Regions from separate parts of the Homo sapiens genome. Here region 1 is linked to region 2. A link is a loop called in an ENCODE intact Hi-C map of the cell type or tissue named here. Cell type or tissue: Caco-2. All regions are shown on one strand. Region 1 overlaps LOC105371278 (a long non-coding RNA gene). Region 2 has its middle 180 kb from the start of IRX5.

Evidence for each region. Peaks named below come from ENCODE experiments on the same cell type or tissue, not always from the same donor. Only the 100,000 strongest peaks of a DNase experiment are listed, where the experiment ranks them.
Region 1: a loop joins it to region 2, with 3 times the contacts of the local background. A loop is called at or near these places in 1 of 110 quality-filtered maps.

What each region holds. Positions count from the first base shown.
Region 1 is chr16:55,044,746-55,047,245 of GRCh38, forward strand. It overlaps LOC105371278 (a long non-coding RNA gene), which reads right to left. Exons shown (of 3, transcript XR_933599.1): 2 at 2,154-2,255. Among named protein-coding and RNA genes, the nearest start is that of IRX5, 120 kb to the left of the region's middle. RefSeq lists an enhancer at 580-1,772. In Caco-2, no CTCF peak of the experiment used is centred here; DNase peaks (open chromatin) are centred at 826, 1,136 and 1,496.
Region 2 is chr16:55,107,011-55,109,510 of GRCh38, forward strand. No RefSeq gene overlaps it. Among named protein-coding and RNA genes, the nearest start is that of IRX5, 180 kb to the left of the region's middle. In Caco-2, no CTCF peak of the experiment used is centred here; DNase peaks (open chromatin) are centred at 1,021 and 2,141.

The DNA of each region.
Region 1 (2,500 bases), 62 kb before region 2:
GGCTTAAAGTAGGGAGCACAGCTGGTTGAGGTTAGACTCAAAGCATGAAGTCCTCAACCCGAATTTCTCCCTCCACCCGCCTCTCCACCCTTTTTCCCAGTTCCCAGACAAACGCCTGGAGAGGGCACTGGCAATGAGCCAAGGAGACCAAGGAGGCAGGAACTCCAGACAGCACATCCTTTTCTCAGAGCTCAGTGGACCCTCTCAGATTCTTGAAGACCAACGTCATCTAGGGATCAGTATGCCCATTTAACAGATAAGGTCATCGAGGCTTCCACAGAGACAGTGCACCACCCAGGGACACCAGCATGATGGTGTTTCAGCATGAGCTGGGATCCAGCCCGCCTGATCCATCCTTTTTCTTGGGAAACGAGGGAGAGTGGAAAATACTTCCTCATGCCTCCGTGATAAGTGTGTGTGGATCTCATTTGAACCCCTTCTAGATCAAAGTGCGAGTTTTCCCTGGTTAAGCTTTAAAAAATGACTTTTGGGTTTTCAAAAGAAAATGCTCTGCTGACTTATACATCAATAGCTCACTTAAATCTTAGGGAATTGCACTATTAACATTTTTTTCCCTCCTTTTTACTGGTCCTCCTCCAATTCTTACTACTCTGGATCCCAGGGGGCAGAGCCCAGGTACCTCCAGGCCCTCTGCTCTCCATGTTGGAAAGGGGCCGGAGGAATAGTGCAATGCTCTATGGGGGAAGACGCTCTTCCCAGGGGGTTCCCCTGGGATCTTCACCGGGGCTGTGGCATGGGGCCTGTTGTTCTGGGGAAGCCAAAGCTAGTGTCTGCTCAGAAAAGGGAGCATGATGGTCCCACAGGGTAGCTGATGGAACCTCCTGCTGTAGGTTTGCAAGGGCTGGATGAAGATTGGGAAACAGTTCCCTAACAGGGACCATAATGAGACTGCAAGATACAGAGGGAGTCCCACAGCATAAATAGGCCAACACATTTGTTCATTTCTCCTTCTTGAAATTTCCTTTGCAATATCCGCCCCCACCCCTCAAAATGGGAAAAATTGTAAAAAATGATAAATTGGGGTTTTGTGTGTGTGTCTTGTTTTAAACCAATATGATCTCAATTCTTTTGTGGGCTTTGAAAGTCCGTGCGGGAATTCCCCCCTCGCTGTAAATACCCAGCGTCCGGGCCTTATGGCATGTGATCTGTAATAAACTTCAAAAGAACACCTTTGACATTTTAGATAACTTGCAAATGATGATGCAGAGAGATCTTTTGCCACTACAAAGAAAGAACAAAAGAACCGACATGAAAGAGAAATCAATAAACATATGGCAATTAATAAAACATTTTCTATGAATACCCTACAAAGAGTTTTACAACAGTATAAAAACCCAACAGTTGTTTCAATGTGGATTTAAGAAGTCTCAGCTGGCGTATTAAGGCATCCGTGCTGAGCAGCACACGGGAAGGCCCAGAAAAACTGGGGCCAAGTCTGGGCTTGTAAATCCATCAGAGGGAGAGGTATAGATCAGATGGATAGTTGGACTGGAAAGGGGCCGGAGGAATGGAGCAATGTATTCCTGTTTCAGGGACTAAAAATGCAAGGTGGGAACCACTGGTGAACACACCCGTTTGGAAGTTGGGCTGGGTCCCTGCAACCTCATCAGCTAAGCCAAGGTACAGTCACATTCTCAGAGATGGGCTCTGTAGCATGCCCAGAGACTTCCAGCTTCTCCATGTCCAATCTCTGCCAGCTTTCAATTGTGTCCAGCCTGGGGCCACAGTGAGATTCAGTACGTGGAGGTTTTTAATAATCAGTAAGGTGTGGGCACTGCCCGATCAGAAAGGAACCAGCTATACATACCCACAGATTGATTGTGAGCCCTGCTGAATTCTCAGCTGCAGCTTCTATGATGTTTCTTTCTTACCCCGGGTCCCGAGTTCGATTCCTGCCTCTGCCACTTCCAGCTCACTGAGTGGATTCTTTGGATCCCTTTGGCCTCTGTTTCCCCTTCCGTACAATAGGGCCAATGCTGTCTGCCCATTCCCTCTCCAAGGCTTATTCGGTGTTAATAGACATTAGTGTGACCCTCAGAGCTGTGTGCTTTTGGAAGTGGGTGAAGAGAAAAAGGCCCACTTTCAGCCTGGCTGTGTTGGGGCCATGCAATTTATCTGCACCTCCTCCCTACCTCATCCTCCTCCTTAGGTGGTCTTCATGGATTCATCTGTGTTTAGAAAATACCAGAGTCTTCTAGCCCTTTGTGCATTTTGAAGTTTCTGCTTGACATCCCCTGCAAATCAAATGGGGTGAAAGACTCCTTTGAGGCTGGAGCTGGTGGCATCTCCAGCGTATCTCCCTGGAAATTGTAAAGCTTAGGCTGGTGGGTGGGGCTTCTTTGGAAAACTTGGAGGAGAGTTAGAACTAGGCAGCCTGTGGTAGTTTGACACAGAGATAGCGCAACAAACAGACCGGAGGACACGAGGAGGGCAGAGGAAAAATGAGGCAGATGCTCAGAGGCATTCCTCTCTGTGAGTG
Region 2 (2,500 bases):
ATCCATCTATGTACTCAGGTGTGCAAACGGGGTAATCTTGTTCTTCCAAAACTATATGAAGTTTCCATCCTTTTCAGTGGCAGAAATTATCCTCAGGGTATTTGGATTTTGCCCCCATCTCACTCAAGTTTCAGCCAGGGGGACAGGAGCTGCTGTGGGTATTTCCAGTAAACATGATTTTAACTCAGGAAATGGGAAAATGTGCAATTCTTAAAAGCCAGTGGGTAGCGGTAGCGATGGAAGCCAAGGTTGGGAAGGTTACTAATGACTTTTAAGAAATCTGGAAATTCAGGAATTGTGAGGAAGCCTCTGCCCATGACCTCAGCTGCCTGTGCCCCAGTGCCTGGGCTTCTTGAGGAGGAATTTGAGTATCATGGAAAGCCAGCCTGCTGGTGTTCACGACTGTGTAATTCCTCCTTCCCCTCCCCTCTCTCCTCAGCGGATCGTAATGTCTCTCGAGGTCTTTCTTTATACCTGAGTCCTGAAGCTGTAAAATGTGTTCTCCTGCAGCGGCTGCAGAGATAAAGTGCCAGGCCCTGAGATGTGGTTCAGGCTCCAGGTCCAGCCAGATTGCCTGTACCCAAACCAGAACTCTTTTTTGGTCCAGTCTGGGCTTGGACAAAGCCAGCAGGCAGTCTCTGGAGGCTGATCGTCTCCTGAGCTGAGGATCCCTCTTGCTTTGGAATTTGCAGCCAGATAATCTCTCCTATTTTGCTTTTCAGGTTTCAGCCCTGGGCTCCCCAGCTACCTACTACTCGAGGTCTCTCATAGGGTCTTTGCAGAGCCTCCAGGGGGAGGGGTCTTCTGCCCCTGCTCTTTACTTGTATGGGTTATTTTCCTACACAAGCCTTTTCCCCATGTCCCTCCCTTGACACAATTGCAGCTAAACCAAGTGGCTAACTAAAGTGATGCAATCCTTTCTCCCTCCTTTCTTTTCTTTTCTTTATTTTTTTCTATCTAGGAGGCAATATTCATAGTAGAAGCCACGGAGAGCTGTGGGATTGGCCAGACCTGGATTGGAATCCTGGCTCTAACTTTGGAGCTGTGTACTTTGGACTTCACTAATCCAAGCTTCAGTTTCTTCACCTATACTCTGGGTGAAGAGTCATAGGTGAAGCCTGAGCCACAAGATCGGAGGGAGAAGAGCTCATGGATGAAATGCCATCACTTGCGCTGGTCTCTTCCTGGGGTTGGGTCCCCTAGGCCAGGTTCAGGACCCTGGAAAATGTGGCAAATGCAAAGACAACTCTGACAGCAGACCCTAACCTCTTTGGCACCAGGAATGGGTTTCATGGAAGACAGTTTTTCCATGGGCCAGGATGGAGGGAAATGGCTTTGGGATAAATTAAGTGCATTGCATTTATTGTGCACTTTATTTCTGTTACTGTTACATTGTAACATATAATGAAATAATTATACAACTCACCATAACGTAGAACCAGTGGAAGCCCTGAGCTTGTTTTCCTGCAACTAGACGGTCCCATCTGGGGGTGATGGGAGACAGTGACATTCAGCATTAGATTCTTACAGGGAGCATGAGACCTAGGTCCCTCGCATGCGCAGTTCACAATAGGGCTCATGCTCCTGTAAGACTCTAATGCTGCCCTGATCTGAAAGGAGGCAGAGCTCAGGAGTTAATGAGAGCAATGGGGAGTGGCTGAAAGTACAGATGAAGTTTCCCTCGCTCATCTGCGCTCACCTCCTGCTGTTTCTGTTCCTAACAAGCCAGGGACCGGTACTAGTCCATGGCCAGGGGGTTCGGGACCCCTAGTTTGGGGAACATCTTTGAGCTCCCTCCCTCTTGGCTTGAGTGATGTAGAGAAGCCCATAGGCTGGGATTTAGACAACATGCTTGCCAGGAGCATTGCAATTGCTTTATGTGGGCCTTCAATGCGCTTGCAGAGTAAGCTCCACAAATCCTGCAGCCAGGCAGTGAACCCAGGCTCTAGGAGTAAGATGCAAGAGCTGACTTCTCTGGCTCTGAGCTTAAGCTTGTTATTATTGTCTGCTCAGACTGGCATCTGCACGATAACCCAAGAGCTAGAATACTCAGGCCAGGGGGAGAGGGGAAAATCCCCAACATGTGTCTGTTGTCAGATGATGACTAAGCTGCCCTCATCGCCAACAGGCCTTGTCACAGTGGAATGATGTTTGTCAGACATGGATGGTAACCCTAAGGTTATCACAGAGGGCCAGGGGATAGATGAACGGTGTTTGCACTAACACCTTTGATCACTTCATTAGCCGCTTGGGTTAGTTGCAATTGTGACAAGAGAAGGGCATGGAGAAAAGGCTTGTGTAGAGGCATGGACATCTGCAGAGGTAAGTCTCAGAGATAGACCTTTCCAGCTCCAGCCAAGGCAAGAGGCCAGTCTTGAGCAGACCAAAGCTCTGCCACAATTATTTTCCACAGAGGCTGATGGATTGAGACATATAATTAATATATGTCTATATATTTATATATAAAAACCCTTACAAATCACATCCCTCGAGCCAGGAT